3 separate regions of the Homo sapiens genome follow, and regions 2 and 3 are each linked to region 1. The links are chromatin loops, found by intact Hi-C in ENCODE. Cell type or tissue: PC-9. All regions are shown on one strand. Links, peaks and the distances in the headings refer to the core of each region. The heading gives the core; the rest is flanking DNA.

Region 1 (10,596 bases), core at 1,225-9,224:
GTCACACAGGCTGGAGCACAGTGGTGTGATCATTGCAGCCTCAAACTCCCAGGCTCAATCAGTCCTCCGGCCTCAGCCTCCCAAAGCACTGGGATTACAGGCATGAGCCCCCTTGCCCAGCTGAGGTGTTTCCTTCTACTTGGAATTCCTTATTGCATTCCTTATCTTTCAGTGCTCTTCTTAAGTATGCCTTCCTCTTGGTAGGCTTCTCTGACTCCAACTGGGTGAGTTCTCTCCCCTTGCTGACTCTCAGCATCTTAGTAATATCTACCCTCCTGTGGCCCTTAACATCATCTGTCTTACACTCCTTGGTAAGACATTCTTTGGTCTCGTTTTCATATCTCCACAACTTCTAACAGTGCCTCATATATGCAGATGCACATAATTGTTGAGACTCTTGACCTGACTTGAAGAGTGCTTAACTTTGAATATCAAGTTTCGTTTTCAAAAATTCTCAATAGGCTAAGAGTGAGTGACAAGGCAAATGTGAGTGAACACTGCAGTGAAGTGTGAAGCAGGGCTTTAGCTCCCAGCCCACTACAGCCTCTCCCTGCTTACCCCTCCATGTCTTTTCATGGTTTCACCTCATCTGCCACTCACACCGTGGGGGAATTAATGGATTTTGGGGGAAGTGTCAACACAGGACTAAGATGCCCCTCCCTGCTCTCTTCCCACAATCCTTTCTCTCCCTCATCTTGGCCGTCTTTCAACTTCTTGACTCAGACACTTTCTTCTCTCTGCTTCTTCTCCTTCTGCTTTTCCTGTTTGCCTCACCTTCTCTATCACCATCTAGAGCCATAAAGGACATTGAGTCTGGGGCTGGGTTGAAGATGAGAAGCAGAGACAAACAGATACATTCGCATGGAGAAAGGCTAGCCCACCGAGCCAAGGTGTGACCCCTCATGGCTTCTTTGGTCCCCAGTAGCACCAGACTTCTGACTCCCCTCTGACTACTGCCATCTCACTGCCTTCCTCGCTAACTTCAAACTACTCAGCTTGCAGACATGCAGCAACCACTCTTTGTCCTGTTGGTTTGAGTTAAGAACAGAGGTTTGCAAAGTGATGGCTTTATCCACAGACACCTGTGGAATGCAAAGTACTTTCTTCTTCCATTTACAAAACAAACAGCTGAGAACCAGGAATGCTGCCTCCTCATAGAGCCCTGCTAGCCCTCCCTCTGGCTTCTCACCTCCAGATCACTCTACCCCACAAGCGCACTATCGTATGACTGCGGGTGCCCCCAGGGAGGGGCAATTTAATCTTCAACCTGTTTCTCCACGGAGATTGCTTTTCCGGAGCACATTTTTGGAAGAGCTTAAATGTATTAGTCTGATCATCTAGCATTCCTCGTCCTGCCTGCCCATCCCTTAATGCATTCCCTTGTCTCCATCTGCAGCCTCTTTGTAAACCAGTTTCATTATCTCTAGCTGTACCAGTAACTTTCCCCTCATTACCATGATTTCTCCACTACCAGTTTATCCCAAATGACCTATGTGTTTAGAGACCACTGCGCTGGACACAGAGATGACTCACTTGGGCATGTCCAGGTGAATGGTGAGTTCTTGTCTGTCACAAGGCCAGAACTCCCTGAACTCCAAATATGAAGTCCTTTAATTATTGGGAAGTTGAATTCTGTTTCTGGTGCAAGCATTTTTAGGAACCAAGAGGACACTCGTTAGAGCATTTTAAGCTCATGTAAAACACTTTTGTAAATCTAAGGGATTCCTTATATCTGTATCACTACTATTATTACTCAGATCTCCCTGGTTTTAGCACAGGATAACAAAAGGGTGATATTCAAGTTCACTAGAACTAATCATGGTTGCCCAGATTTCTTGTGAATGTAACAAATGTCTAGAGTTTTGTTTCTGAGCTGACCTCAGTATATGATTGTCAGTAAATCCCAGGCCCCCTTGGGACAGCCGGCTAGTGCAACAGCAATCTTTCTAAAGTGGTTGGTCAAATACAACCACATACAATATGGATGACTGTCACAAACAAAATGTCGAGTGAAAGAATCCAGCCCTAAAAGAGAAAATACCATACAATTCAATTTTTCAAAATTTGAAGGCAAAGAAAAAAATCAGTTGTGCCAGGTGCCAGGGTAGTGGTCACCTTGGGAAGGTAGTAACTGACACAGATCGGGGGCACCTGGGGTGCTGGTAATATTTCTTCAGAAGATATGTTTGCTTTGTGAAATTTCACTTTGCTTTATGAAAGTGCACTTATGATCTGTGCACTTTTCTGTATGTGTGGAATATTCCAACAGTTTTTTTAAAAAAAGTTTGTCAAGATTCTGACTGCTGAGCTTGGGATACATGTGGGGTGATACTATAGAGGCCAAAGCAATTCTATCTTAGATGCTAACTCGCCATTTGGCTTCTGATTGACCCCTCTTCTGGGAAGGCCTCTAAGATTTTTGGTTTGTTCCTTATGGGTGAGTTCCTACTTACTGTAAATTCTGCCCTTATGGCACATTCCTACCTGTTCTCTCTGAAGCACTTGTGCTCCTCTTCTACAGTATATAAACACCCAGTCTGGGGGGTAATGGTGCAGGATCATCCATCTTGTCGTGCCACTGCCTGAGACACAGACATGGCTTCTGTTTGTTAAGTTCCTATTAAATAAATGTTCTTTCTAAGAAACTGGATTTGTTAGCCTCTTTCTTTAGCAGCTGAGAGGCTTCCTCAGACTCTGGGGACAGGTTTGTGTAGGCCTGCCCACCAAGAAACAGATACAGTACTCAGTTGTCTACCACAATGACTCTTGAAGGTGGCAAGCTCACCCCAACCCCAACAAATGGCTGTAGAAGGGGCAGATACAGGATCAGACTGTAATTAAAAGTATATGTAAAACTTAAGGAGTTCTAGGAGTTATACTAGACATTTCTCATGCTCTTGGATAATCTACTTCTGAATCCTAAAAGAAGGAGGAAGAGTGAGGAGGACTACTCTCCCATTAAGAAAGCTAAAGAACGGAAAATACTCTTCTCTTGTTCCCTGGCACTGAGGAGTGGCTATGCAGCCCAGCCTTGACCAATGGACACTTTGGGCCTGGTCTTTGAATTTTAGGAAGGGTTGAAAATGTTTAAAGCAGGAGGGATTCAGGTGCCTAGGGATTCAGTATTTAGAGTCCAGTACGAGTCAAGGTCCATTAGCAGTGGAGCCTGCCATGGCTTTCTAGACAGCATGTTTTTGTTGTGTGATCCAAATGAGGTTTCGGCTGCCCAGTCTTTCTTGGGTTCTGTCTGACTTCCAAGCCTCCTCATCAGTTCTGAGTATACATACCTGATACCTTTTCCAATCTCATTTCTGATTAAGATAATTAGGGAAGGTTTCTGTTACTTATATCCAAGAACCTTGACTACTACAAAAGCCCCCCCAGCAAAAGATATGTCAAATTCTGTTTGCAATTTTCCACCCAGATTTTATCACAGGGCTTGTAATTCCACTAAGTAGAGCTTATTTGGGGTTGACTATGTTCCTATTTTACAAATACCTGCATTCTTGCAGGGTAATTCATCATTCATACTTTAGTGTGAATTCTTACAGTCCAGTTGTTTTTTGTCTTATCTCTCTGAGAAAATAGAATGGAGGGAGGAGTTCAGGAAGGGTTCATTTTGGAGCTTGGAGCATTTAAGGGAGGGCAGGAATGAAATAAAATACCAAGGTGGGGAGCCTTGGGAAGTCAGAGGGTCTCATGAGGTCACAGGATTCATATGGGGTAGGAAAGAGAGGATACCGTGCAATAGAGGAAGGCTGAGAGCAACGTGTCAGAGAGCCAAAGAAAAATTTTGCCATCTTACTTTAGGCTGGTCTTTTGCATATATTCATTTTTTGTTTTGTATTGGGTAGGTAATTGGTAATCCTGGCTTCTTAGGGTTATGCAAGTGATTATAGATTATTTATTATGTTATCACAACTCCCACCTTAGGTACAGACACCGTCAGCAGAAGCAGTGTGGGTTTAGGATCCATCCTGCCAGATGAACCTTCATAAAATAACAGGAACTCACTTGAAACAAATTATGCCAGACTAAACCCATTTCCTTTGTTGATGGGGTTACTGAGCTAGTGAGTTTCAGCAGGATATAGACCTGTGAGCTCAGAACAGTTAAGCAGATATGTAACTGGTTGAACAATCACATGTGAAGACTGGTGATTAATGAATCTGCGTCAACTTTACAGGAGGTCTGTAGTCATTTGCTGCAGGGTTTCATGTGTGTCCGTGTGAAGAGACCACTAAACAGGCTTTGTGTGAGCAATAAAGCTTTTAATCACCTGGGTGCAAGCGGGCTGAGTCTGAAAAGAGAGTCAGCAAAGGGAGATAAGGGTGGGGCCGTTTTATAGGATTTGGGTAGATAAAGGAAAATTACAGTCAAAGGGGGTTGTTCTCTGGCGGGCAGAGTGGGGGTCACAAGGTGCTCAGTAGGGGAGCTTTTGAGCTAGGATGAGCCGGGAGAAGGAATTTCACAAGACAATGTCATCAGTTAAGGCAGGAACAGGCCATTTTCACTTCTTTTGTGGTGGAATGTCATCAGTTAAGGCAGGAACTGGCCATCTGGATGTGTATGTGCAGGTCACAGGGGATATGATGGCTTAGCTTGGGCTCAGAGGCCTGACACAGGGTCCCAGTCAACGTTTTTATTAATGACATGGATGGATTCACAGAATATACTGATCAAATTTGCTGAGAGGGTTAGTGACTATGTTGGATGACAAGATCAGGATTTAGAAAGATTTCAGCAGACTGAAGTGATATCCCAGATACAACATTTCCTTCTCCACAGGGAGAAGGAGGTCTCCAGCTGAACTTTGTAACAGTGTGAATAGGTCAAGAAGCCTCCTGGCCAGAACTCAGGGGAGGGTGGGAATCTGGTGTGCAGACTCCACAGGTGGGGGAAGAACCAAGCCCTTTTCTTTTGCAGCTGGGAGGTGGGTAGCCTGGGGCAAGTTGTCAAGCCTGGCTCACCCACTAGCTGGAAACAGACTCAGTGCTGTTAGTGGGGGCATGGTGGGAGTGAGACTGGCCCCTCAGTTTGTGGGGAATCTGGGTGAGGCCTGTGACTGCCAGCTTTCCCCACTTCCCTGACAACCTGCGTGAGTCAGCAGAGGCATAATCCTCCTAGGTACACAACTCCATTGACCTGGGAGCCTCACCCCCATCCCCCACAGCGGCCGCAGCAAGACTGGCCCAAGGAGAGTCTGAGCTCAGACACACCTAGCCCTGCCCCTACCTGATGGTCCTTCCCTACCCACCCTGGTAGCAGGAGACAAAGGCATATAATCTTGGATGTTAAAGGGACCTGTCCATTGCTTGTTCCTCTCCATACTATCACAGTTGATGCTCTCTGGAAAGTGCCACCTCCCTGCAGAAGGCCAGCCAGCACAATAATAGAGCATTAAACCATAAAGCTAATAACCCTCACAGAGTCCATTGCACCTCCTATTGCCACCTCCACTGGAACAGGCACTGGTATCCACGGTTGAGAGACCCATTGACGGTTCACATCACAGAACTCTGTGCAGACAACCCCCAGTACCAGCCCAGAGCTGGATAGACTTACTGGGTGGCTAGACCCAGAAGAGAGACAACCATCACTGCAGTTCAGCTCACAGGAAGCCACATCCATAGGAAAACGGGGAGAGTACTACATCAAGGGAATACGCCGTGGGACAAAAAGAATCTGAACAACAGCCTTCAGCCCTAGACCTTCACTCTGACAGAAGCTACCCACATGAGAAGGAACCAGAAAACCAACTCTGGTAATATGAAAAAACAAGGCTCTTTAACACCCCCCAAAAAATCACACTAGTTCACTGGCAATGGATCTAAACCAAGAAGAAATCCCTGATTTCCCTGAAAAAGAAATCAGGAGGTTAGTTATTAAGCTAATCAGGGAGTCACCAGAGAAAGGCAAAGTTCAATGCAAGGAAATCCAAAAAACGATGCAAGAAGTGAAGGGAGAAATATTCAAGAAAATAGATAGCTTAAAGAGAAAACAACCTACTGGGGAGGCTGAGGCAGGAGAATGGCGTGAACCCAGGAGGCGGAGCTTGCAGTGAGCCGAGATTGCGCCACTGCACTCCAGCCTGGGTGACAGAGCGAGACTCTGTCTCAGAAAAAAAAAAAAAAAGAAAAAAAAGAAAAAACAATCAAAACATGAGGAAACATTGGACACACTTATAGAAATGCAAAATGCTCTGGAAAGTCTCAGCAATAGAATTGAACAAGTAGAAGAAAGAAATTCAGAGCTTGAAGACAAGGTCTTCAAATCAACACAATCCAACGAAGACAAAGAAAAAAGAGTAAGAAAATATGAATAAAGCCTCCAAGAAGTCTGGGATTATGTTAAATGACCAAAGCTAAGAATAATTGGTGTACCTGAGAAAGAAGAGAATTCTAAAAGTTTGGAAAACATATTTGGGGGGATAATGGAGGAAAACTTCCCCTGCCTTGCTACAGACCTAGACATCCAAATACAAGAAGCACAAAGTACACCTGGGAAGTTCATTGCAAAAAGATCATCACCTAGGCACATTTTTGTCAGGTTATCCAAAGTTAAGATGAAGAAAAGAATCTTAAAAGCTGTGACATGGAAGCACCAGATAACCTATAAAGGAAAACCTATTAGATTAACAGCAAATTTCTCAGCAGAAACCCTACAAGCTAGAAGGGATCGGGGCCTTATCTTCAGCCTCCTCAAACAAAACAATTATCAGCCAAGAATTTTGTATCCAGTGAAACTAAGCATCATATATAAAGGAAAGATACAGTCTTTTTCAGACAAAGAAATGCTGAGAGAATTCGCCACTACCAAGCCACCATTATAAGAGCAGCTGCCCGGGCGCGGTGGCTCACGCCTGTAATCCCAGCACTTTGGGAGGCTGAGGCAGGCAGATCACGAGGTCAGGAAATTGAGACCATCCTGGCTAACATGGTGAAACCCCGTCTCTACTAAAAATACAAAAACTTAGCCAGCTTGGTGGTGGGTGCCTGTAGTCCCAGCTACTCAGGAGGCTGAGGCAGGAGAATGGCGTGAACCTGGGAGGCGGAGCATGCAGTGAGCTAAGATCGTGCTCCTGCACTCCAGCCTGGGCAAGAGTGAGACTCCGTCTCAAAAGAAAAAAAAAAAGAACTGCTAAAAGGAGCTGTAAATCTTGAAACAAATAAATCCTGGAGACACGTCAAAACAGAAACTCTATAAAGCATAAACCACACAGGACCTATAAGACAAAAATACAAGTTAAAAAGTAAAAACAAAAAACAAAACAAAGTACACAGGCAACAAATAGCATGATGAATGGAATGGTGCCTCACATCTCAATACTAACATTGAATGTAAATGGCCTAAATGCTTCACTTGAAAGATACAGAACCGCAGAATGGATAAGAACTCACCAATGAACTATCTGCTGCCTTTAGGAGACTCACCTAATACATAAGGACTCACATAAACTTAAAGCAAAGGGGTGGAAAAAGGCATCTCTTGCAAATGGACACCAAAAGTGAGCAGGGGTAGCTATTCTTATATTAGACAAAACAAACTTTAAAGTAACAGCAGTTAAAAGAGACAAAGAGGGACATTATATAATGGTAAAATGCTTTGTCCAACAGGAGAATATCTCAATCCTAAACATATATGCACCTAACGCTGGAGCTCCCAAATTTATAAAACAGTTGTTAATAGGCCTAAGAGATGAGATAGACAGCAACACAATAACAGTGGGGGACTTCAATACTCCACTGACAGCACTAGACAGGTCGTCAAGACAGAAAGTCACCAAAGAAACAATGGACTTAAACTATACCTTGGAACAAATGGACTTAATAGCTATATACAGAACATTTCATCCAACAACAGCAGAATACACATTCTATTCAACAGCACATGAAACTTTCTCCAAGATAGGCAATCTGATAGGCCATAAAATGAGCCTCAATAAATTTAAGAAAATTGAAATTATATCAAACACTCTCTCAGACCACAGTGGAGTAAGACTGGAAATCAACTCCAAAAGGAACCTTCAAAACCATGCAAATACATGGAAATTAAATAATCTGCTCCTGAATGAGCATTGGATCAAAAACAAAATCAAGATGGAAATTAAAAAATTCTTTGAACTAAATAACAATAATGACACAATCTATCAAAACCTCTGGGATACAGCAAAGGTAGTGCTAAGAGGAAAGTTCATAGCCCTAAACGCTTACATCAAAAAGACTGAAAGAGGCTAGGCACAATGTCTCATGCCTGTAATCCCAGCACTTTGGGAGGCCGAGGTGGGTGGATCACAAGGTCAGGAGATCAAGACCATCCTGGCTAACACAGTGAAACCCCGTCTCTACTAAAAATACAAAAAAATTAGCCGGGTGTGGTGGTGGGCCCCTGTAGTCCCAGCTACTTGGGAGGCTGAGGCAGGAGAATGGCGTGAACCCAGGAGGCGGAGCTTGCAGTGAGCTGAGATTGCACCACTATACTCCAGCCTGGGCGACAGAGTGAGACTCCATTTCAAAAAAAAATAATAATAATAAGACTGAAAGAGCACAAACTGGCATTCTATAGTAAAAAAAAAAAAAAGACTGAAAGAGCACAAACTGACATTCTAAAGTCACACTTTAAGGAACTACAGAAACAAGAACAAACCAAACCCAAACCCAGGAGAAGAAAGGAAACAACCAAGATCAGAGTAGAACTACATGAAATTGAAAGAACAACAAAAACAATACAAAAAATAAATGAAACAAAAAGCTAGTTCTTTGAAAAGATAGATAAAATTGATAGACCATTAGCAAGACTAACCAAGAAAAGAAGAGAGAAAATCCAAATAACCTCACTGAGAAACAAAACAGGAGATATTACAACTGAAATACAAAAGATTATTCAAGGCTACTATGAACACCTTTATGCACATAAACTAGAAAACCTAGAAGAGATGGATAAATTCCTGGAAAAATGCAACCTTCCTAGCTTAAATCAGGAAGAATTAGATACCCTGAACAGACCAATAATAAGCAGCAAGATTGAAATGGTAATTAAAAAATTACCAAGCAAAAAAAGTCCAGGACTAGCTGGATTCACAGCAGAATTATACCAGACATTCAAAGAAGAATTGGTACCAATCCTTTTGACACTATTCCACAAGATAGAGAAAGAAGGAACCCTCCCGAATTCATTTTGTGAAGCCAGCATCACCCTAATACCAAAACCAGGAAAGGACATAACCAAAAAAGAAAACTACAGACTGATATCCCTGAGGAACATAGATGCTAAAATTCTTTTTTTTTTTTTTTTTGAAACGGAGTCTCACTCTGTCGCCCAGGCTGGATGGAGTGCAGTGGTGCGGTCTCGGCTCATTGCAAGCTCTGCCTCCCGGGTTCACGCCATTCTCCTGCCTCTGCCTCCTGAGTAGCTGGGACTACAAGCGCTCGCCAAGCCCGGCTAATTTTTTGTATTTTTTGTAGAGACAGGGTTTCACCGTGTTAACCAGGATGGTCTTGATCTGCTGACCTCATGATCTGCCCACCTCAGCCTCCCAAAGTGCTGGGATTACAGGCATGAGCCACCACGCCCGACTGATGCTAAAATTCTTAACAAAATACTAGCTAACCAAATCCAACAATATATCAAAAGATAATCCACCATGATCAAGTGGGTTTTATACCAGGGATGCAGGGATGGTTTAACATATGCAAGTCAATAAATGTGATACACCACATAAACAGAATTAAAAAACAAAATCATATGATCATCTCAATAGATGCAGAAAAAGCATTTGACAAAATCCAGCATCCCTGTATGATTAAAACCCTAAGCAAAATTGGAAAACAAGGGACATACCTTAATGTAATAAAAGCCATCTATGACAAACCCACAGCCAACATCATACTGAATGGGGAAAAGTTGAAAGCATTTCTTCTTAGAATGGGAACAATACAAGGATGCCCACTGTCATCACTCCTCTTCAACATAGTACTGGAAGTCCTAGCCAGAGCGATCAGACAAGAAAAAGAAACAAAGGGCATCCAAATAGGTAAAGAGGAAGTCAAACGTTTATTGTTTTCTGATGATATGATAGTTTACCTTGAAAATCCTAAAGACTCCTCCAGAAAGCTCCTGAACTGATAAAAGAATTCAGCAAAGTTTCTGGATACAAGATTAATGTACACAAATCAGTAGCTCTTCTATACACTAACAGTGACCCAGCAGAGAATCAAATAAAGAACTCAACCCCTTTTACAATAGCTGCAAAACAAACAAACAAACAAACAAACACCTTAGGAATATACCCAACCAAGGGGTCAAAAACCCTCTACAAGGAAAACTACAAAACACTGTTGAAAGAAATCATAAACGACACAAACAAATGGAAACACATCCCCTGTTCATGGATGGGTAGAATCAATATTGTGAAAATGACCATACTGCCAAAAGCAATCTACAAATTCAATGCAATCCCCATAAAATACCACCATCATTCTTTTCAGAATTAGAAAAAAAATTTTAAAATTCATATGGAGCCAAAAAAGAGCCCTCATGGTCAAAGCAAAAAGAACAAATCTGGAGGCATCACACTACCTGATTTCAAACTATACT
Region 2 (10,596 bases), core at 1,481-9,480, 120 kb after region 1:
TTATTCCAGGTACTGGTTGAGGCACTTTGTATGTGTATTAACTCATTCTTTCCTCACAACAACCCTATGAGTAGCTACTACTATTATCCCTATTTTATAGATGGAGAAATGGAAACAGAGAGGTTAAGACTCTCGCCCAAAGCCATACAACTAATAAGTGGCAGAACTGGGATTCAGATCCAAGCAGGCTGGTTCAGTGCCATGCTTGTAACCACCATAGTGGTTCACACCTTCTACTGAAATGTACCTTTTTCCCCTCAGTCTCAGACTGTGGATTCTGAAAGGTCAGAAACTTAGATTTACTCATTGTATCTACTCTGCTTAGCTGAGTACCTGGCACATGGTATGTTCTCAACCAATGTATTCTCTTTCCCCTCAGATCCTCCATATTCCTAGGATTCTAGGAGCCCCCTGAACCCTCATAGATTTCATCCCATCATCCCCACTTCAATCCTTACCACCCAACAGGCTTGCTCTCTCATTAGCAGGGTCCCCTACTCAGAGTATTTTTTCTCTTTTCCCTTTCTCCCCTCTCCAAATCCTACGCGGCCTTCCATTTGACAAGGTCCTGCAATCAGAAATATTAACTTATGCCAATGTTAATCATTTATAAGTTATTTCCTCTCTTGGTGGAATTTACTATCCCAAGTGGAAAAAAATTCCAAATCCATTATTTCAGACAATTCAGCAATTCTTTAAAATTGGACTCATGAGACTGTTCCCTTCTGAGACTGTCCCCAGGTCAGGGACTGAATGGGACCTGCTACTTCCTTCAGTCAGTGTGATCACAGCCTCCTGTGGTGGTGTCCCATCTGGGAGCTTCCTCTAACCCTCCTCCCTAAGGACATCGCCCCACCCCCATCACCTTCTCCACTCACTGGGCAGCCAATAGAACAGCAAGGACTGGAGCTCAGCTGTCCTCAGCAGCTGCAGTCCCCTCCCCTGATGGCTAAGCTGCCCACCTGAAATATTCTGCTGGGAGGCATGCAGGGATGTCTGGGGGGCTGTCATGAGGTAAGGTGGTTTGCGATCAGCCTCTTTGAAGAAGTCTGGCTAAGAAGCCATGTGGGGAGAATTGGTGAGGGAAACTTTGACCCTGTCAGAACATAGGAAGCTCAGAGCCTTGTGTCTCCTGAATGAGCCATAAGACCTCTGACTGGCCTCAAATGGCACTACCCAATCTCTCTCATCTCTCCCCATTACCCAAGAACTCTCTGAATGTGGAAATTTCCCCCCAGGCCTTCCTGATGCAATGAAATAAGCATGGGATTAGCACCCAGGCATGAGAATTTGCATTCTGGCCACACCACCTATGGAGTGTGTGCTGGGCATTGTGTAAGCACTCCACGTGTATTAACTCACTGATTCCTTGTGACATCCCTAAGGAGCTGGCAACTGGTATGTCTCTCTCTCAACCTTGGCAGTTCTCCTCCCACCCTGCACTTCTCTCTAGCTGCTGCCTTACAATGCTCTCCCATCTCAGCTAGGCTTCTGCCAAAACCTCTACCTTCTCACACCTTGTTTGCTTCTCATCCCACTGCAATCCTCTCTATTTTGATTTATCGGCAAAGTCCCATAATGACCTCCATGCTGCTAATTTATCTGTGTGTTTTCCTCATTTTATGTCATCTCTCTGTGGCAGTAGATGAAGTTGACTGATATCTCTTATTCAGCTTCCAAGAAACTGTGTTTTCCCCTACATTTTCCTGTTGTCCTTCGAAATCTAGTTCAGACTCCACATCCCTCAGGAAACCATCTTCGATCTCTGCCTGTCTTCTCTCTAGTCGATGACTCTCTCTTTTGTGTTATTATACCTCTGAACACTGTACTTCCCTTCTTTGTTGTACTTATCACATTATACTGTAAATTTTTTAACCCATTTATGTCCTCTATTAGGCAGAGAACTCCTCTGAGGGAAGAAACCGTAATCTATCCTCTATTCCCAGTCTATTATTCATAGTAGGTCCTCAATACATTGCCTATTGCATAAATTCATAAATGGGTAAGTTGCTGAGGAAGGCCAGGTATATGGATAGCTCATTTAACATGTTTGCTAAGGAAAGACAAATGCAACTATAGCTGTTGGTTGGAAACAGGACTAAATGGTAGAAGAGTATGGTTTTGTGTGTTTGTTTTTTTGAGGGATGGCTAAGACCTAAGAGAAGTGGTCCCAGGAGACAGAAGAGGTTTTTAGAAAAGGGGAGAGCAAAGCATATTTGCAGGCTGAGGGGAGAAAGACCATGGAATAGGAGGAAGCCTGAAATGAGTAGGGGAAGTGGTTGAAGCAAGAGACTGTGAGGAAAAGTCAGGATGGGCCCAAGAGCACAGGTGAAGGGATTACTGTGAAGGCGGAGAAGCCAGGGCTCTCTCCTTAACCAGCTGGGCCCCTGCCCTTCGCAGCTGCTGCCAGCGCTTGACCACTCCCTCAGCTGGGATTCCACTTCCTCAGGCATCAGCACACCTATTACCATCTCAGCTGCTGCCACTGCAGAGACCCAGAGAACAGGTGCTGCTTCTCCTCTCAGCAATTCCTGAACTCTGATGGCAGCAGGGTCACCACCCAGATGTTAAAAATGCCTCTCTTAGGCCACAGCATAGAGCCGCCATGTGCCCCTAGAGCCCTTACAGCCGCCCTAGCCCCAGAGCTCCTTCGCTGACTTGCTCCTCTTGCTTAGTATAATTCCCTGCTTAGCTGGAGGGCCTGGCAGGGCCAGAAGACACTGTGGGTGAGACCCTGTTGTTACCAGAAATGGGTCCCGATCCAGACCCCAAGAGAGGGTTCTTGGATCTCACACAAGAAAGAATTCAGGGCAAGTCCATAGAGTAAAGTGATAGCAAGTTTATTAAGAAAGTAAAGGAATAAAAAATGTATACTCCATAGGCAGAGCAGAAGCATGGGCCACTCAGCTGCTTATACTTATTGTTACTTCTTGATTATATGCTAAACAAAAAGTAAATTTTTCGTGAGTTTTCTAGAAAAGGGGTGGGCAATTCCCAGAACTGAGGGTTCCTCCCCTTTTTAGACCATAGAGGGTAACTTCCTGACATTGCCACAGTATTTGTAAACCCTCACGGGGCTGGTGGGAGTGTCTTTTAGCATGCTGATGCATTATAATTAGCATATAATGAGCAATGAGGACGACCAGAGGTCACGCTCATCACCATCTTGGTTTTGGTGGATTTTGGCCGGCTTCTTTACCGCAAACTGTTTTATCAGCAAGGTCTTTGTGACCTACATCTTGTGCCAACCTCCTATCTCATTGTGTAACTAAGAATGCCTTAACCTCCTGGGACTGCAGCCCAGTAGGTCTCAGCCTTATTTTACCCAGCCCCTATTCAAAATGGAGTTGCTCTGGCTCAAACGCCTCTGACACTATTATTTTTGTATATACTGGAGTATCTGCAGTGGGCATAAAATGATCCAAAAAAACACAAACAAAAAATGACTCTAACTTTATGTGTGTGTTGGTGGTGGTGGTTCCAATGAGGGAAATTTGTTTTTAGATCTGTTAGGTCCAGGGTCAGGGTCCAGCCCATGCAAGGGGACTGGGTGGATAGCTGGAAGAACACTTGTGGGGGCCATAGGTAGGTGAAATACAGCTTTATTCAGTAGCTCTCTCATCAGCAGCTCTCTTACATTGTTTGCTTTGTTTCAGCTGCTTGAGCCAGCCACTCCCATGCACAGCTGTGTAGCCGGCTCTTCTTTGCCTCCAGGGTCAGTAGCTTAACTCTTTTTTCCTCTGGGCACAAGCTGGTTCCTGGCTGTCCCCTGCCTGCTTGCAAGACAGACAGCTTTGGCTCTCTCTCTCTCTCTGGGCACCAGTTTGCTGAGGTATGTCGAGCTATGTCCAGAAGCTGAGCGGATCCATGTTCCCCATGCACAGCATCAGCAGGGCAGTTATACCTTTTCAAACAATAGTGGCTCCAAGGCAAGTACGAACTTACACAAACAGGTTGTATAAAAAGTGGAGTATGCGCCTGCACCCTAAACTTGCTGAGTCATTCTGGTCCAGATGTCCACCTCAGTCTATTGTTGACCAAAGCACATCCATGTACTTTACACTCCACCCCCTAAGCTGAGGGAGACATAGATTTTAGACACATAGGTCCAATACACGGGTTTGGCACATAAGCCCCTGATTCACACGTCTGACACATAAGCTTTCGGCCCACAGGCCCGATACATACACATATGCTTGACACATAAGCCTGGCACATAGGCTTTGGGCATGCAAGCCCAATATACACACATAGACTTGATACATAAGCCTGGGAACACAGGCCTGACACACAGGCCTGATACATAAACATAGGCTTCTGGGCACACAGGCCCATTACATACATAGGCCCTGATAAACTGCCCAGCTATTGGTGCAGACTACCTTAGGTGTCACCTCCTTGGTGATTACCATTTACATTGCCCTGAGTTCAGCTCATTAGCTACTCTGTCTACACCTGATTTCAAACCATGTGGTGTCAGAACTAGGCTGGACTGCACCAGCAGTCCAGACAGCAGTAGCACCCTGGCTAGACCTAGCTATGTACCATGCCCTATCAGGAATGGGAGGGCACCCTTCCTTAAACAGTGATGGCTCAGGGTCTAGGGGTGCCTCAGGCCCCATGGCCTCATCTTGCATTAGGACTACAGGCCCTAAAACCTCTACTGCTAAGGGACTTGTACTCAGAGTACTCCACTGTTCCAAGTAGACACCCCACTTCACTAAAGTGGATGTCTGTGCCATTCCTGTCTGGCAGGGGTAGTTACCCATGAATGCACCCATCCCACTATTGGGTAAGTCATCCAGACGATGACTGTAGCCCATCCTGCCACACTCTTATGAGCCCGAAGGGCAGCATATGCAGTTGCTAACCACTTTCCCAGTCCGGGGGGTTGTTACCCATGAATGTACCCATCCTGGCACTTTGGTCAGTTCTCTTATCAAACAGAAAAGGCTTTACACTTTTGCCTGACTGCAGCAGGTATTTTTTGAACCGGAGCACTTGGGTGGGACTGGGTTGCACAGCAACGTCCTTCTCCTGAATGACTTGCACTAAGTCTGTACATGACTGCCGACATTACTTGCTTAACTCCCACAACTCAGTAGGGGCACCGGGACTATAGGAAATGTGTTCCATCACAACTGGGGAGGGTCCCTGGGCTCACCCTTGGGGCCCAACAGCTGTCCATGCTCTATTTTCAGACGGATCACTGGGCAAGCCTGCAACAGAAGTTCTTCCTCCTCCCTGCACTGTGTCTCACAGGGATTGGGCGTGCACTTCCTGCAGCACAGTCACAAACGCCCATCTGACTCTGCTGGCAAAGGCATGTTCCTCCTTGGTGTTGTGCACCTCCAGGTACTTCAGGGCCTTCCCCATACTCATGGGGGCCCTGTCCATTGCCTCTCACATTTCCACTAGGGCCCATCCAAGCAGCACCACTGCCACTGGGTACCACACCTCATCCTGCCAATGTCACCAATTGTTAGATCCAGGGTCAGGGTCCAGCCCATGCTTAGGTCTGAGGGGAGTGGGTGGATAGCTGAAAGAACACTTCGGGCGGCCATGTGTAGGTGAAATATGGCTTTATTCAGTAGCTCTCTCATCAGCAGCTCTCTTACACTGTATGCTCTGTTTCAGCTGCTTGAGCCGGCCACTTCCATGCAGAGCTGCACGGCTGACTCTCCCTTGCTTTCAGGGTCAGCAGCTTAACTCTTTCTCTGGGCAAAAGCTGGTTCCTGGCTCCCACCTGCCTGCCTGCAAGACAGACATCTTTGGCTCTCTCTCTCTTTCTCTGGGTGCCAGTGTGCTGAGCCATGTTGAGCCATGCCCAAGAGCTGAGCCAAGCCATGTCCCCTGTGTACAGCATCAGCAGGACAATTATACCTTTTCAAACAACAGTGGCTCCAAGCCAGGTATGAGCTTACACAAACAGGTTATATAACAGGTGGAGTAAGCGCCTGCACCCTAAACTCTATGAGTCACTCTAGCCCGGATGTCTGCCTCAGCCTACTGTTCACCAGAGCACATCCAGGTACCTTACAAGATCAGATTTCAATCAGGAAGTTCTTCACTCCAGCAAATGCACTATATATATTGAGTCAGAAAACAAATATGGGTCACTGAATGCTCAGAGCAGTGAAAATAGTTGACTGGAGCTGCAGCTCTTTGCAATTTAAGAGATAGAAGCTGCTCCAGATTAATAATCAGGGAAGGTAGACAGAATTTTGCAGAGCTTTATATTCAATTATTTATTTAACAAATATTTGAGTCTTGCTATGTGCCAAATACTGTGCTGGACACTAAACATAGAACAGTCAATAAAATAGACAAAATCACTGCCCTCGAGGAGCTTAACCACCTAGCATGATGATGTCAGAGGTGTTTAAACCAGAGCAATTCCATCTTGAATAGGCCCTGGATAAAATAGGGCTGAGATCTACTAGGATGCATTCCCAGGAGGTTAAGACATTCTAAGTCACAGGATGAGACAGGAGGTCGGCACAAGATACAGGTCATAAAGACCTTGCTGATAAAACAGGCTGCATTAAAGAAGCCGGCCCAAACCCACCAAAATCAAAAGGGTGACAAGAGTGACTTCTGATAGTCCACTGCTACACTCCCACCAGCGCCATGACAGTTTACAGATGCCATGGCAACACCAAGAAGTTACCCTATATGGTCTAAAAAGAGGAGGAACCCTCAGCTACCGGAATTGCCCAACCCTTTCCCAGAAAACTCATGAATAATCCATCCCTTGTTTAGCATATAATCAAGAAATAACCATAAAAATGGGCAACCAGCAGCCCTTGGGGCTGTTCTGCCTATGGAGTAGCCATTCTTCATTTCTTTACTTTCTTAATAAACTTGCTTTCATCTTACTCTATGGATTTGCCTCGAATTCTTTCTTGAGTGAGATCCAAGAACCCTCTCTTGGGGTCTGGATTGGGACCCCTTTCCAGGAACAAGGAGACTAAAAATAAACATCTTGTGAAGGAAAAATAAATCTCAGGATCCCAAGATCACTAAGCCAAAGGGAAAAGTCAAGCTGGGAACTGCATCAGGCAAACCTGCCTCCCATTTTATTCCTAAATAAGATAGTTACAAAGATAAAAAAGCCACATACCTCCTTCATGATTTGACCACTACGAAATTCCTTGTGAGCCTCAAGATCTTTACCCTAAAAGGGTTCTGTTGAGTTTTACCCTGACAATGTAAATTGATAGCTTATCCTCACAGGTAGGACGAAGGACAGAACTCTAAGTCATCGCTCTGCTCACCTGAGACAAATGCATATCTGATTGCTTCCTCTGATGTAAAAATGCAGATTTACTGAGCTAGACTCTTTTTCTACCCCCACCCTCATCATGTGTAAATTTTGTATTCGGTGAAAGGCTGCTCAAAAATCAAAAGTACACAACTGTTTGTCTCTTATTTATCCACACCTTTAAGAATTTTCTTCCTCTTTCCCCAATAGCTGCCCTTTCCCCTTTAAATATGGAAGCCCTCAAGGTCATCTTCAGAGAAAGGCACAGAGCTGCCTCCCAGGCACACATCCTTAACCATGGCAAAGAAAACTTTCTAAATTTATTGAGACCTGTCTCAGATATTTTTGGTTTACAATCTTAAATAAGTAACTTGTATAATGTATTAGAAGGTGATAAGTACTACGGAGAAAATCAAGCAAAGATGTAGTAGCCAACCTCCAAGATGGCCCCCAGTTCCTCACCTCCTGGAAACACACCTTGTATTTCTTCCCACATTTAATGGAGCTGGCCTGTGAGAACAATAGGATCTGGCAGAAGTAATGGTGTATGACTTCCAAGGCTAGATTATAAAAGATATTGCAGCTTCTGCCTAGCTGTCTTAGATTGTTTGTTCTGGGGAAAGCCAGCTGCCATGTCATGAGGCACACTCAAGCATTCTTGGGAGAGGTCTGTGTGGGGAGAACTGAGGCCTTCTGCCAACAGCCATGTGAATAAGCCATCTTGGAAGCCAATCCTCTATCCTGGCTGACATGTGACTATAACCTGATAGGAGATCCTGAGCCAGAACCATTCAGCTAAAGCACTCCCTAATTCCTAACCCACAGAAACTGTGCAAGATAATAAATGTCTGTTGTTATTTAAGCTATTAAGTTTGAGGGTAATATGTTATACAGCAATAGTTAATGAATACAAAAGGGACCAGGAGTGACAACGAGGTGAGGTGGGGGGTGAAATTTTAAATTGGATGATCAGAGTGGTCCTCACTTAAAAGGTGACATGAGCAGAGATTTAATAGCGGTCTGGGAGCTAGGCATGCCCATATCCGGGGGAAAGCATCCCAGGCAAAGGAAAAAGCCAGTGCAAAGCCCTGAGGAGACAGCCTGCCCAGATTTGAGGAACAGTAAGGACAGTGTGCTGGAGTGAAGAAAGGAGGGAGAAAAGTCAGAGATGAGTCTGAAAAGGTCAAGAGGGGAAGGACAGTGGCCGATCATGAGAAATGGCTATTGGATTGAGCTCCATAGAAGTCACTGTTGACCTTGACAAAAGTAGTTTCAGTGAAATGAAGGAGATGAACGCCTGCTTGGAGTGGGTTTACAACATAATGGAAAAAAGGAATTGAAGGCAGCCACTCTTTCAAGGAGTTTTGCTGTAAAGAAAAGAGAAATCAGATGCAGCTACAGAAGAAAGTGGGGTCAAGAAAAGATTTATTTTTCAGATGGGAGAAATAATAGCATGTGGGCAAGCTAATGAGAACGATGCAGTGATGATAGATGATAAAGAGACAAAGATAAGGAAAATTGCTAAGCAATATCCTTGAGTAGGTGAAAGGGGATGGGATTGAAGACAGAGGCAGAAGAGTCAGACTTAAAGAGGAGACAGAGGGTTCATCTGTGTTAGAAGCAGAAAGGCAAGAGTATATGGGACAGATATTGTAGGAGAGTAGATGTAGCGGTAGGAGGCTATGGCAGTTCTTGTCTGATTATTTATCTTTGCTTATTGGAGGAAGTCAAAGATTTTCCTGGCAATATACTGATAGAAACTGTGCATAAAATGAACCTCTAGCCAGTACATAAGAAAGACAGAAAATAAAAGTCCCAGGAGAGGAAAAACGTACCTCAGCATAGCCTGTTGTTTAGAAAAAATGGCATGGCACACAGGAGGGAATCTATAGAACTAGAATAAGAGAATTATGAATTTGACCAGAACACTGGTAATTCTCTTGCCAGACCTAAGGATTTTTATCAGTTCTTTAGCATGTCTACTTTATATCCTTTATAATTTGTGTATGCATTTATGTGTGACTTAGCCATATGGTAAAGATATAAAATTCTAACTCCAGAATATGGGCTCAATTATTCTTAATTAATTCAGCCATCTTCATAAGGTTCCAAGGTAAAAAGATACTTTTCTTATAGAGAGGGATCTGGATTGGATGGACCTTACACAACTTTTGAAGTGGTTCAAAGGTGCCCAAAGTGGTCAGAACCAGCAAAGACAGAGAATCCCTTGAGGTTTTTCCAGGAGGGCATACTATATTGTATATCATCACTCAATGTTATATTCAAAATCATTCCTCCACTTATACCCAGTGTCCCTAAATTGAATTGGTACATGTGTCTATCCCTTTCCTCCAGGTAAAATGTTTCAGTGTGGAACTTTAAAAGGCATCTCTCAGAACGACGGTTCAGAATGATGGTTAGCAAAAGACCACAAGGACAGAAAACCAAACACTGCATGTTCTCACTCGTAGGTGGGAATTGAATAATGAGAACACTTGGATGCAGGGTGGGGAACATCACACACCAGGTCCTGTTGTGGGGTGGGGGGAGGGGGGAGGGATAGCATTAGGAGAAATACCTAATGTAAATGATGAGTTAATGGGTGCAGCACAATAACATGGCACATGTATACATATGTAACAAACCTGCACGTTGTGCACATGTACCCTAGAACTTAAAGTATAATTTTAAAAAATGGCATCTCTCTTACTATCTACAATTATTACAGCAGGCAGTCATTAGCTCCAATTGGTCTCGTCTCCCTTGAGGCTTATAAGGCCCCTATTCAAACAGAACCAGTGGTGGGGTACCCTGCATACTCCGACATGCTTTGATATGCTTGAGCTCCCTAAACAGGAAGGCTGACTTAGCTCCTCCATCCTAGGCTCTCCCTACCTCCCCTTTGTTCCATAAACTGAGGGGAGACTATTTCTCTCTTTTTTTTTTTATTATGACCCATCTAGGAAAAGTTAAATAGCCTGCTGATTTTCCCTAAACATCATGAGTTATTTTCAAGTCTCTTTAGGTGGCACTGGGGGAGGTTGGTGGAGAAAGTGGCAGAGGGAGTGTTTGACTAATGTTTGAGAAATGTACTACAACAAAGAGATTTTCTTAAAAAATTAGATTCCTTCTGTATGTGATTTTCATTCAAACACAAAGCTTCTCTTTATTTAAGAAAAAATCCTTATTGTACTAACACTGTGCATTACCAAAGCCCTCAAATTAAATTATAAGAGAACTGAGAAAATCAGGCTATTAAAATATTTGAGTTATTTACTGAAGTTGAGTGAGGAGAAAAAAAAGACTGTTCCAGCTTCCCCCTACCTCCTACC
Region 3 (10,596 bases), core at 1,478-9,477, 52 kb after region 1:
TGAGTCAGCATCCCTTGAAAATGGCCCCTCAGCCTTGGTTTAAAAATCTCCATAAAACAGCATTCCCTTTTTTTGCTGGTCTCCATTTGGATTTTCTTGAATTCAGGGCTCCCAGGTGAAAGAATGGTCCAAGATTCTGAGGTGGAACACTGGTAGAGTGCCCTGCCATGCTCTGCCTTTGAGCAACTATGCATCCTTCACTTTCCAAGTCAGTAGGAGTAAAGTTACCCAGCCCTGGGCTCTACCTGCAATGCTGAAGAGACTAAAAGCAAGAAACAAGTGGCCAGAGAAATGATTTTACTTAGCACTGGGTGTGATCCAGGACACGCATACTGAGGAACCATCCTGGAAATCCCTGAAAACCGTAGGAGGATTCAGACTCATCCCCTTACTTGGCTCCCTGCTGCCTGCAGAACAAATTAATGTGGTTTACAAAGTTCTTAACAATCTGGCCCCAAACTCAGGATTCTTTGGAAACCAAACTCCCCCATCCTTTTTGGTCCAGCTGTGTAGAATTGAGTTAGGCAGAACTTGACTCTGGACCAGATCAAAGACTGGCTAAAACAGGGAAGAGGCACGGGAAGCACTGCTCCATAAGACATGTCCACCAGTGCCTTAATAGTTTACCATTGCCATGGCGATACCCAGAAGTTACTGCCTCTTTCCATGGCAATGACCCAGAAGTTTCACCCCCTTTCTAAAAATCTCTTAAATAACCTGCCCCTTAATTTGTATGTAATTAAAAGTGAGTGTAAATATGACTGTAGAACTGCCCTGAGCTCCTGCTGTCAGCGCACTGCCTGTGGGGTAGCCCCGTTCTGCAGGAGCCGTCACAGAGCTGTAACACTGCCACCTCCATAAAGCTATTTTCTTCTACCACTGGCTCACTCTTGAATTCTTTCTGGAGCAAAACCAAAAACCTTCCTGAGCTAAGGCCCCAGATTTGGGGCTCACCTCTCCTGCAAAAGAACTACTCTGTAGTCTTCCAAAATGCCATTGCCCATCTGTCCCATGGTGCCTGGGATGTACTTCTCCCACTTCCAGTTCTCTGTCTGAAACTTCTACTTATTTTGCAAGACATATCACAAATGTCGTCTCCTATGCGGAGCCTTTCCTGGCACTTTCATTCCTTTCTCAGTTCCCACAGCATTCTGATCGTAGCTCTATTGTAGCACTTCTCACATAGTCATATAATTTATTTTGTGGTTAAGTGCACAGATGTTGAAACTAGACTGCCTGGATTCAAATCCCAGATCTACCACTGACCAGCTTGGATAAGGTTTCTGTTCTTGATTTTTTACCTATGTTAAATATGGATACTAATTCTTATCTCCAAGAGTTTTGTAAGGGTTAAATGAGCAAACTCTGCTAAGCACTTAGACCACTGCCTGGCATTCTCTGTTAGCTCTCTATTATCTGTTTGCAGCCACCTGTCATGGTCCCTGCCTATTCAGGTCCACTGGAGCATCAACAATCATGTTTAGGCTGCTTGCAGGCCCACAGTTCATAAACCAGACCTGGAGGTAAATGGGAACTCCCTACACCCCCTTGTATGGAGGGTGAATAGATGCAGATGTCCATGGTTCCTAGTTTCTGGTTTCCATTCTATACTCTCCTGCGATCAGAGCTCCACCTCAATCCCTTTTACAGGCCATGTCAGCATGCATTGCCTAGCTCCCTCAATCCAGATAGATTCCTGGAAATCGCAGTATTATCATAGACTTGATGGTCTAAAACAAGGCAGCATTTTTATTCCAACTAGGTCTCCAGCTAGTCTTGTGGGATTCTAAGTTGGTGACATCACTCAGCTCTCAGAGGGGTCAGGGAGCATTGATATTTATAAAACCCCTAGGTTTTGATTTCTTAATTCAGATGCCATGTCTGAATCACTAGTATATCTAGTTCCTAGCACAGTCCCAAACTCAGTGGGTTTTTAAAATCAGTGGATACATGAATAAATGAATAAATAAATGGATCAGCTGTAAGTGGGCCATCCATTAACTTTGACACCCTCTGTGCATTCCCACAGTGTAGTGGTCAGTGTGTTTGACTCCAGCTGGGGTTTCTGTTACTGATGGCTGGTAGCATCCTAATTGAAACACACCTCCAAGTGTTGCTCATTTGTATTTTCCTTATTTGGAATACCCTTAAGTTTTCAATACCGCAGCACCATCTGGAATAAAAAATGGCCTAAGAATATCTCTCATGCTCCCCAGAGTGCTGTATAGGTAAAGAAAGGGAGGAGCTACAAGTGTAAATACAGTTGGGCACTTAAGACAAATTTCAACTTCTTCCAAGCTTTGGCTTGGTATGGAGATAACCAATTACTTAGAATCATAGAGATATTAAAATTTAAAAGTAGAAGGCACAGTTGATGTAGCTTAACCCAAGGGCACTCAATTCTTTAAGTGTTAGAGATAGGACCTGAGACCTGATTCCTGCATTTCCCTGGTCCCTCTCTGCCTCATCAGCTTTTGTCAGTTACACACGTCCTTCCCACCACAGGCAGAGCTGGTACTTCAATCCCAGGGTTGTGTGTGAATTCACAGAAACCAGAGCAGGATTGGAGGCATGAGGCACAGCTGGCTGTTCTGGGGTAACAGGCTTGTGGTGGTGGTGAGCTTTTGCAAAGTTTGGTTTAGCCCTTCAGGATTTGAACCTTTACCCCATTTACCCATAGAAATCTTCTCCCAAGATTCATGAGGGGTTTTCTCCGAACCTGTCAAGATTATTCTTATCTGCCCTAGTGTTTCACCACTCGCTCAGCACACTTCCTTTTGCGTCTTATGTGTATGGTAGAGAAGGGGTTGGTTGAATGGAGGAAGCTAGTATTTTTTGTTTTGTTTTGAATTGTTTTGTTCAGAAATTCTGCTTTTTCCCATGAGCTGTTTGCAAGGCTTTGAAAGGACAGCTCAGAATTACATGGAGTAACTTATTTGGGGCAGAGAAAGAAATGGGTTAACAGCAAGTTGCTTTGTCTTAGAAATTAAAAGGGCACCACTTACATTCAATATGGTGATATTTATATTCACCCAAAATTGAAGTGCTCAATAATAGGGCATTAAATGAATTTTGGTAAATCCAAGAGCAGGAAACTGTGTAACCCAGGTACTTAGCAAAGGGTGGAGGTGATATATATACCCTGACATTAGTCTAAAGAGTACTGCACAGATACTAGTCCTTGATAATTCTAGTGCAGTGGTAACATCCTTATGGAAAGAAAAGATACAAACACATTACATTGCCTTTGGGTGCCATTCTCTTTGACTACACTCCTGATAATCATTAAAAAGGTGAAGAAGATGTATTTCTATTGACATAGAAAACGTCTCTGACACATCGTTAAGTGAAAAAAAGCAGATTACCAAAAAGTGTTCATAATACAATTCCAATTTTTTAAAAACATTTATAAGTACAAAAATGTGGTAGAAAGCTATCAGTATTTTAATAGTACTTATATGTGATTTTATCTCATGTTTAGACTCTTCTATATTACCTACATTTTTACAATAATACGCTATTACTTTTTCTAATTAGGAAAAGACTGGAACAGTTTGAAAAATATAAAGCTTTCTTTCTGTGGTTGGTCTCGGATATTAGTTTATGAAAGGGACAATGCTGAGTGGGTCAGTCCTTGCATTAATAAAGTTAGGTGATCAATAAATATTATTTCCCTTCCCCATGAAGACAGGGAGACAGGAAGACGCCATCCTCATTGCAGGGATGGAGTGGAGACGCTTGAATCTGAAACTCTTCAGAGGGAGATATATTCCTGGAGTCCCCAGCCAGAACTTGGCATCATTCTCTCCCATCCAGAGACCATGTTAACTAGGTTGTTAGCTTCTCTAGTACTCTCAACACTGTAGTTGAGCAACATTATGCCTGAAATAAGCTTTTATGGGCTAGCCTGGGAAGCTAACTACTCTTTATAACATTATTTCTATGGGAAAACATGCTCCAAATTCCACACCACCAATTTACATTGAAGCTTTTAGGATGCAACTATTTTCAGTTTGGAGACCTGCTTACTTGCCCCCTCCCCTTTATTCACTAATTATTTGAAAAATCTCTATTATTTTGTAGTAGATTACAAACTGGTGAACAAGTCTTTTGGCTTATGCTTTATTTGTTAACCCAGCACACAGTCAAAGGGGTTTCAAGATCGGAGGGGTCTTAGAAATTGGCACCTAGTTACTGAATATTACTGCTCATTGATTGTCAAGCTGGCTGGAGTTGTCCAGGGATGGGGCAGTTATGCCAGGGTTCATGTCTCCCCCAGCACTCCTCCAGTCTCACTTCCCTTGTCCACACTGTTGGGAAAGGCATTAAGGAAATAATTCATTTCAGGGGCATGCACTCATTTACCTACCACATTTACAAACGTATTGCATTCAGGGACAGTTCCTGTAATCCTATAGCTCCTGTAGTATTTGGGACCATTTCAGGACCATCTAGAAATGGTGCTTAATAAATCCTTAAAAACCTTCTGAGGTGGCAGAAAGAATACTGGACTAGGCATGATGAGAGGTGCCAGTCTTGGCTAGCTGTTTGAGTTTGGGAAAGTTACGAAAGGAAGGAATAAGCATGCTTATCTCAGAAAACCTTTTTATATTTGACAGGTGAAGACTCTGAACTGAGAAGTGGCCTTATGCCTATGGAACAGATTTCAACCTGTTCAATAAGAGGCTTCTAGGTTGGGGAAGGGATAGAACATATTGGCATTTTGGTGGTTGTTTCAATTACTTTGGAGGTTGATGTGAAATAATCTTTTTTGACCTCCTATACCTAGAACAGTGACTTTTAATCTTTTTTGGGTCAAGAGTGCTTTATGAATAGATCAAGACTGTGGTCCCTCTTCCCCTAAAGCTTTGAAATGAACACAGGGGTTTCTATGCTCCATGAAGCCCACCAAAAATCTTCTAGGGGTCCAGGCAGGTAATACTGATAATCTTTGGACTAAATTTCAAATCATTAAGCTCAACAGATCCTCGTGATTTTACCAAAGATGTTTAAAAACAGCTCAAGTAGAAGTTTTGCATCTCTTCTCAGAAAACTTTAGGGTCTAGAATCATGTGTAGCTCTTGGATACAAGCTGTTCCAGGATCTAGAGAGGTCAAGAAACCATGCCTTTTCTCTAGATTTTAGTAATTTAAGCTCCAGGGACTTTCAGCTAAGTGCTCTAACAGCATCATAGGAATATCTATGATCAATAACTGGCCCATTCTACCCTCAGGGAAGTCCCCAGGTTTCCTGATTCTTTGGGAGATCTGGCTTCTGCTCCTGACCTTAGATAAATTGCTTGCCTTCTCTGGGCTTCAATGTTCTCATCTGGCCCACTTGATCTTCAGTTTCTCTTCAAGCTCCAGTGTTCTGGTATCTGTGATTCCTTGATATCTGTATGACACTGAGACAGTCCTCTAAGGAGTGATGAATTTCACAATTCCCAGCTTTGGTCTGCTCCTGTCACTGAGGAAATTCCTGTTCAAAAGGCAATTTCTACAGCACCTGTCTCAGAAGCATTTGGCTTCCTCGAGGCGTTCAGGAGACCCACAGGAAACAGATATTTTGTTGTTTTTCTTTTTGCTCTAGGAAAAAAACTCATTAAGAGCCATCTCAGACAGCAGATGTCTGTTAGGTGCACGTACATATCCAAATGAAACTTTCACCCAGAGGACCAGAAAAGGCAAGGCCAGCATCAGAGATTTAGCTGTGTCCTAAGAAACAGAAATCTCTACTCTTAGGCATCCTCCCACTTCCATGACTCACCTCCTCTCATTCCAGAAAGTCATGCACAGGAATTAATTTATAGGTACTGTCCAGAGGTCTTTAAGTAAACAGTGCTACCGGTCCTTTCAGCTACCCAGACAAGCTTGACTTCAGGCCCCAAAGAGGAAGCTAATGACTTGTAGTTACTTTGCTATTGTTTTCCGAAAACAATCTGACTTCCTTTTTGATAGCCTTGGAATTCCTTCTTTACAAATGAAGGCGCTGGAGCCAGGGAAGGGCTGAGCTGGCCAGCTCAGGAGCATAATGCTCTCAGGACAAGATCTCCTTTATAAACAAGCTGCAGAGGCTCCTTAAAGGATGGTGGGCAGACCCTGTTTGTGAATGGAGGGACTTCTGTGCTGTCTCTGCCTCCTTCCTAAGATCTCACCTCTATCCCAGAGCATATGACAATAACTAAGGTGTTTGGTGTCCAAAGAACAAATTTGTGAAGACCATCTTATTATGACCATTCTTAATTCTTATTATGACAACAAAGTTGAGGCTTATTGACTTGCCTGAGATCACAAAACAACAAATGGACAAGGTTAAAATTCCATCTCAGATCTCCTGACTCCAAGTTCACCTCTCTCAAAGAGGCTATGAAGATGCAAAGAGAAGGCATCTGTCTAAAGCTGGCGGGCTTTGGTCTATCCCCCGAGAAGGGAATTTGGTCTATCCCCTGAGAAGGGAATCTTCATGTTAGGTAAGAATCTACATTTCAAATTTACTGTATGAGTGATAAATCCCTGTCCTTTCTTCTGGTCTGGGCTGGTATTAGGGGAGCTATTTTTGCACCTTCCTTCTACCAGAGGTGCCTCTGCTAGAGGTTCTTAGTAGAGTCCCTTCCTGCCACAACAAAAGATCCCCACTGGATTTCTCTGAAGAAACTGTACCCCATTGACTTTTTCTTGACTTTTAAAAATGGTGTTTATGAGAACTTTTTTTTAAGAGAGTTAGACTTGTCTCATTTTTGCTTCTGTGAATCCCCACACTACCCCTGTCCATGACCACTGCCATGTAGAAAGAAAGCTGGCAATCCTCTAATCTCTTGTACATAGATGCACTTTAGCACTCTTTACATTGCATTCTACTTCTTGGTGCACAGGACTCTCTCCCTAGCCACCAGGAGCTTCAGGGCAGAGTTTGTGTTTCATTTATCTTTGTATGCCCAGTCCTTGCACAGAGTATGTTCTCAGTATACCTTCACTGAATTAAGGACTAATGAGTGAATGGCTCTATAGAGCAGGTGCTGTTCCTCAGACTCTGGGAGGAACAACTGTGAGGGAAGCACAGGCTTACCTGAAGAGTAGTTGCCATGTGCTCTCAGGTACAAAGGGAAGGTTATATGTGAATGGTGCCTTTGGATGTGTGCAGTGCCCAAACTGCTTGGCTGTATCTGGTGGCCTTGCTCAAAGGAGGCAATGAAGGTGGGCACAATAGTTAGAGCTATAATCATCAGAACCCATGTTTCCATTGTGAAATCTTATCTCCTTTCAGAGTACTCTCCCATTTATAATTTAATTTTTATCTTCAGCATAAATGGCATGATTCGTTGTATCTATATATCTATCTCTCTGTATATTTAGCTATGTATGTATATATAGAGAGGTATATATTGTATATTATATACAATATATATGATAGAGAATATTTAGCACTCACTACATGCCAAATATGACATATATCTCACTCAATCTTCATAGCCAACCAAAAACTACCATTGTTATACTCATTTTAAAAGCAAGAAGGATATAGAAATAGAGGGTCACATTGCTGCCAAGTGGTGGAGCCAAAATCTGAACCTGAGTACTCTTAACCACAAGGTTATTTGCCTCAAGTCCTGTCCATTCTACCTTGTGTATTCAGCCAAGTGAACATGTGACTAATCTTTGAAAAACCAGGGAAAAGTTGTAATCTCCTAAATGCCTCTAATCCTGTATAATAGCTTGACCCTAGGAGCTAACGTTGACTCTAGACACTAATTTGGGAGGAAACATAAAACCTTTGTTATTTGTATTAGTACGTTTTCATACTGCCATAGAGAACTGCCTGAGACTGAGTAATTTATAAAGGAAAGAGTTTTAATTGACTCACAGTTCAACCTGGCTAGGGAGGCCTCAGGAACTTACAATCATGGCGGAAGGTGAAGGGAAGCAAAGCACCTTCTTTGCACGGTGGCAAGAAGGAGAAGTGCTGAGCAAAGGGGGAAGAGCCCCTTATAAAACCATCAGGTCTCATGAGAACTCACTCACTATCACGAGAACAGCATGGGGAAAACTGCCCTGATGATTCAATTACCTCTACCTGGTCTCTCCCTTGACACATGGGGATTATGGGGATTATAATTCAAGATGAGATTTGGGTAGGGACACAAAGCCTAACCATATCATTATTGAATTAGGCTTTGAACATCAATGGCTAAATTATCAGGACAGGTACAGGGTATTGTACCTCACTTTTACACACAAGGAAATACCTCTATTTCAGAGTGACATGTCTGAGGGTGTCTGAGTTAACAGCATATTTGGCAGAAAGTTTCTTGATCTTGTGTCTTACGACTTTTTTTTTTTCAATAGACCACCTAATACTATATCTTGGACATGACTGAAACACCTTTCAAAATAAAAGAAAAGCAAGACCTTTTTGGTCTTGTGAGGTAGGTAGGGAGTGTGGATCAAGGATGCATAAGTTGTTAGAAGAGGAAGGAATGTATACCTGGGGTGCACTACAAACTCTAGACCTTGCTTATAATCAGACCAAAATATGAGGCTCTCAGTCTTCTTGCTTTCAGAGATTTCCCTCTGGATGTAGAGAGCAAATGCCATTCCAAGATCTCCCAGGCCAAGGTCTAATTTTTTGCTGTAGAATAAAATCCCCAGGCTGGGTGTGGTGGCTCACACCTGTGGATCATGAGGTCAGGAGTTTGAGACCAGCCTGGCCAACATGGTGAAACCCTATCTCTACTAAAAATACAAAATTTAGCTGGGCGTGGTGGCAGGCACCTGTAATCCCAGCTACTCGGGAGGCTGAGGCAGGAGAATTGCTTGAACCTGGGAGGCAGAGGTCGCAGTGAGCCAAAATCGTGCCATTGCACTCCTGCCTGGGCAAGAAAGCAAGACTCTGTCTCAAAAAAAAAAAGAAAGAAAGAAAGATTAAAATCCCCAGTCCTGGGACTCTCAGAGCTCAAGTGAAGCTGCACTCAGCTGTTGCCTTCATGCCCTGACTTCAGTGGGAGAGAATTAGGCATGGTTGGTAGTGGATTCCCTCTCCTTTTCTCCTGTCCGTGGAGGCTATTGTTCCAAGCCCACCACAAGAGTTCTTAAGCCTGGGATCCCAGAAGATTCCATTTGCCTTAAGCCTAAGAAGTATGGACATGATCTTGATCTTGTCTTTGGGATTAAAACTTGAGATATGATAAGAGTAGGCTCATAGATCTAAACACCAGGAGCAAGGAAGTCTGTGTTTCTTTTGCTTTCTGCTTCTTGGAACAGAGTGTTCTTGCCCTTTTTAGCCAGTAAAAGTCTTAAAGGGGACGGCTTATGCCTGTGGTGTCTGCATCTTAACCAGCAGAAAAGTGTGACCTCAGCCCACTAACCGTGGCTCCAATTACCCATTTATGGCCTCCAATGAGGCACGGAGGACTCACCGTTCTTGCAATTAGATGCTGACAAATAATTTGCACATGTTGTCATGTAGGCTGTAAGGGAGGTAGCCCTGGACCACAGTGTCTTGGGAAGGAAACTTGTAGAGTCAGAGATTCACTTGGTAGAGAAGACATTGGAAGGTCTCCTCATTTCCCCCCCTTGCCACTAGAGAGAAGAAAAAAAAGAAGCAATTTTCAGTATGCCAGTTTTAAAAGACTTGTGAAGAAGGTGATGGTGCTTCTTCCTGGAAATCAGTGACAGTGCTGAACCACCTTCATAATCAGGGCTGAATACAATCTCTTCTCCTAGGGTTGGAGTCCATTCTTCTTGTGCTATCTGCAGGTCTGTTTGCTCCTACCTGGAGGGCCCTGTGCCCGCCTGTCTTACCAGGCCAATAGGTTTCATGAGAATTTCTTCTACAGCCATGGGGAGAAAGTGCCTAATCTTTCGCACCAGGTGAACCTTTTCTGTACTTATTGAGTGATCTTGGGAAAGTTACTTCACTTCTCTGAGCCTGAATTTTCTTTTCCATGAAATGGAAATAATAACATACTATCTATCTCACAGTGTTGTGAGGTGAAAATACCTGGTACACTGAAGGCCTTCAATAAATGTTCCTCACAGCCATTAAAAAGAACAAAATCATGGCTATTGCAGCAACATGGATGCAGCTGGAGGCCATCGTCCTAAGCAAATTAATACGGGAACAGAAAACAAAATACCCCGTGTTCTGACTTCTAAGTGGGAGTTAAACACTGGGTACTCATGGACATAAAGATGGCAACAATAGACACTAGGGAGTAGTAGTGTCTATTGTATAGAAGGAGGAGGGAAGGAGAGAGGCAAAAGTTGAAAAACCATCAGGTACTACCCGCCCACTACCTGGGTGACAGGATCAATTGTATTCCAAACCTTAGCATCCTGCAATATGCCCAGGTAACAAACCTGCACAGGTACCCCCTGAATCAAAAATAAAAGCTGAAATTAAAATAAATAAATTTAATTTAAATATAAAAAATGTTGCTTTTTCTTCCCCTTCATTATAGCACAACAAAGAGATCACTCTGTACGAAGCTGTTTCCCAAATGATTTTTTCTCACATAATTTAGCACTTCATTATACCATCACTGACACACATACATATAGGATACTACCCTTTATACTAATTGTTTTGTCTCAATAGCTC

Evidence for each region. Hi-C counts contacts between places; a loop is a spot of excess contacts. Peaks named below come from ENCODE experiments on the same cell type or tissue, not always from the same donor. Only the 100,000 strongest peaks of a DNase experiment are listed, where the experiment ranks them.
Region 2: it touches region 1 in a loop (3-fold over the local background); 2 of 110 quality-filtered maps call a loop at or near these places.
Region 3: a loop joins it to region 1, with 7 times the contacts of the local background. A loop is called at or near these places in 8 of 110 quality-filtered maps.

The regions. Positions count from the first base shown.
Region 1 is chr1:147,827,911-147,838,506 of GRCh38, reverse strand. No RefSeq gene overlaps it. Among named protein-coding and RNA genes, the nearest start is that of GJA8, 70 kb to the left of the region's middle. RefSeq lists enhancers at 784-1,380, 4,050-4,663, 4,922-5,216, 4,664-5,273. In PC-9, for the core only: no CTCF peak of the experiment used is centred there; DNase peaks (open chromatin) are centred at 1,506, 3,526 and 4,916; H3K27ac peaks cover 4,981 bases.
Region 2 is chr1:147,712,588-147,723,183 of GRCh38, reverse strand. All of the region lies in intron 2 of LOC105371230 (a long non-coding RNA gene), which reads left to right. All of the region lies in intron 1 of LOC102723321 (a long non-coding RNA gene), which reads right to left. Among named protein-coding and RNA genes, the nearest start is that of GJA5, 43 kb to the left of the region's middle. In PC-9, for the core only: no CTCF peak of the experiment used is centred there; DNase peaks (open chromatin) are centred at 3,703, 5,263 and 5,993; H3K27ac peaks cover 4,980 bases.
Region 3 is chr1:147,776,540-147,787,135 of GRCh38, reverse strand. LOC102723321 (a long non-coding RNA gene) reads right to left here. Exons shown (of 3, transcript XR_922079.4): 2 at 9,413-9,575. Among named protein-coding and RNA genes, the nearest start is that of GJA5, 21 kb to the right of the region's middle. In PC-9, for the core only: no CTCF peak of the experiment used is centred there; a DNase peak (open chromatin) is centred at 5,825; H3K27ac peaks cover 2,218 bases.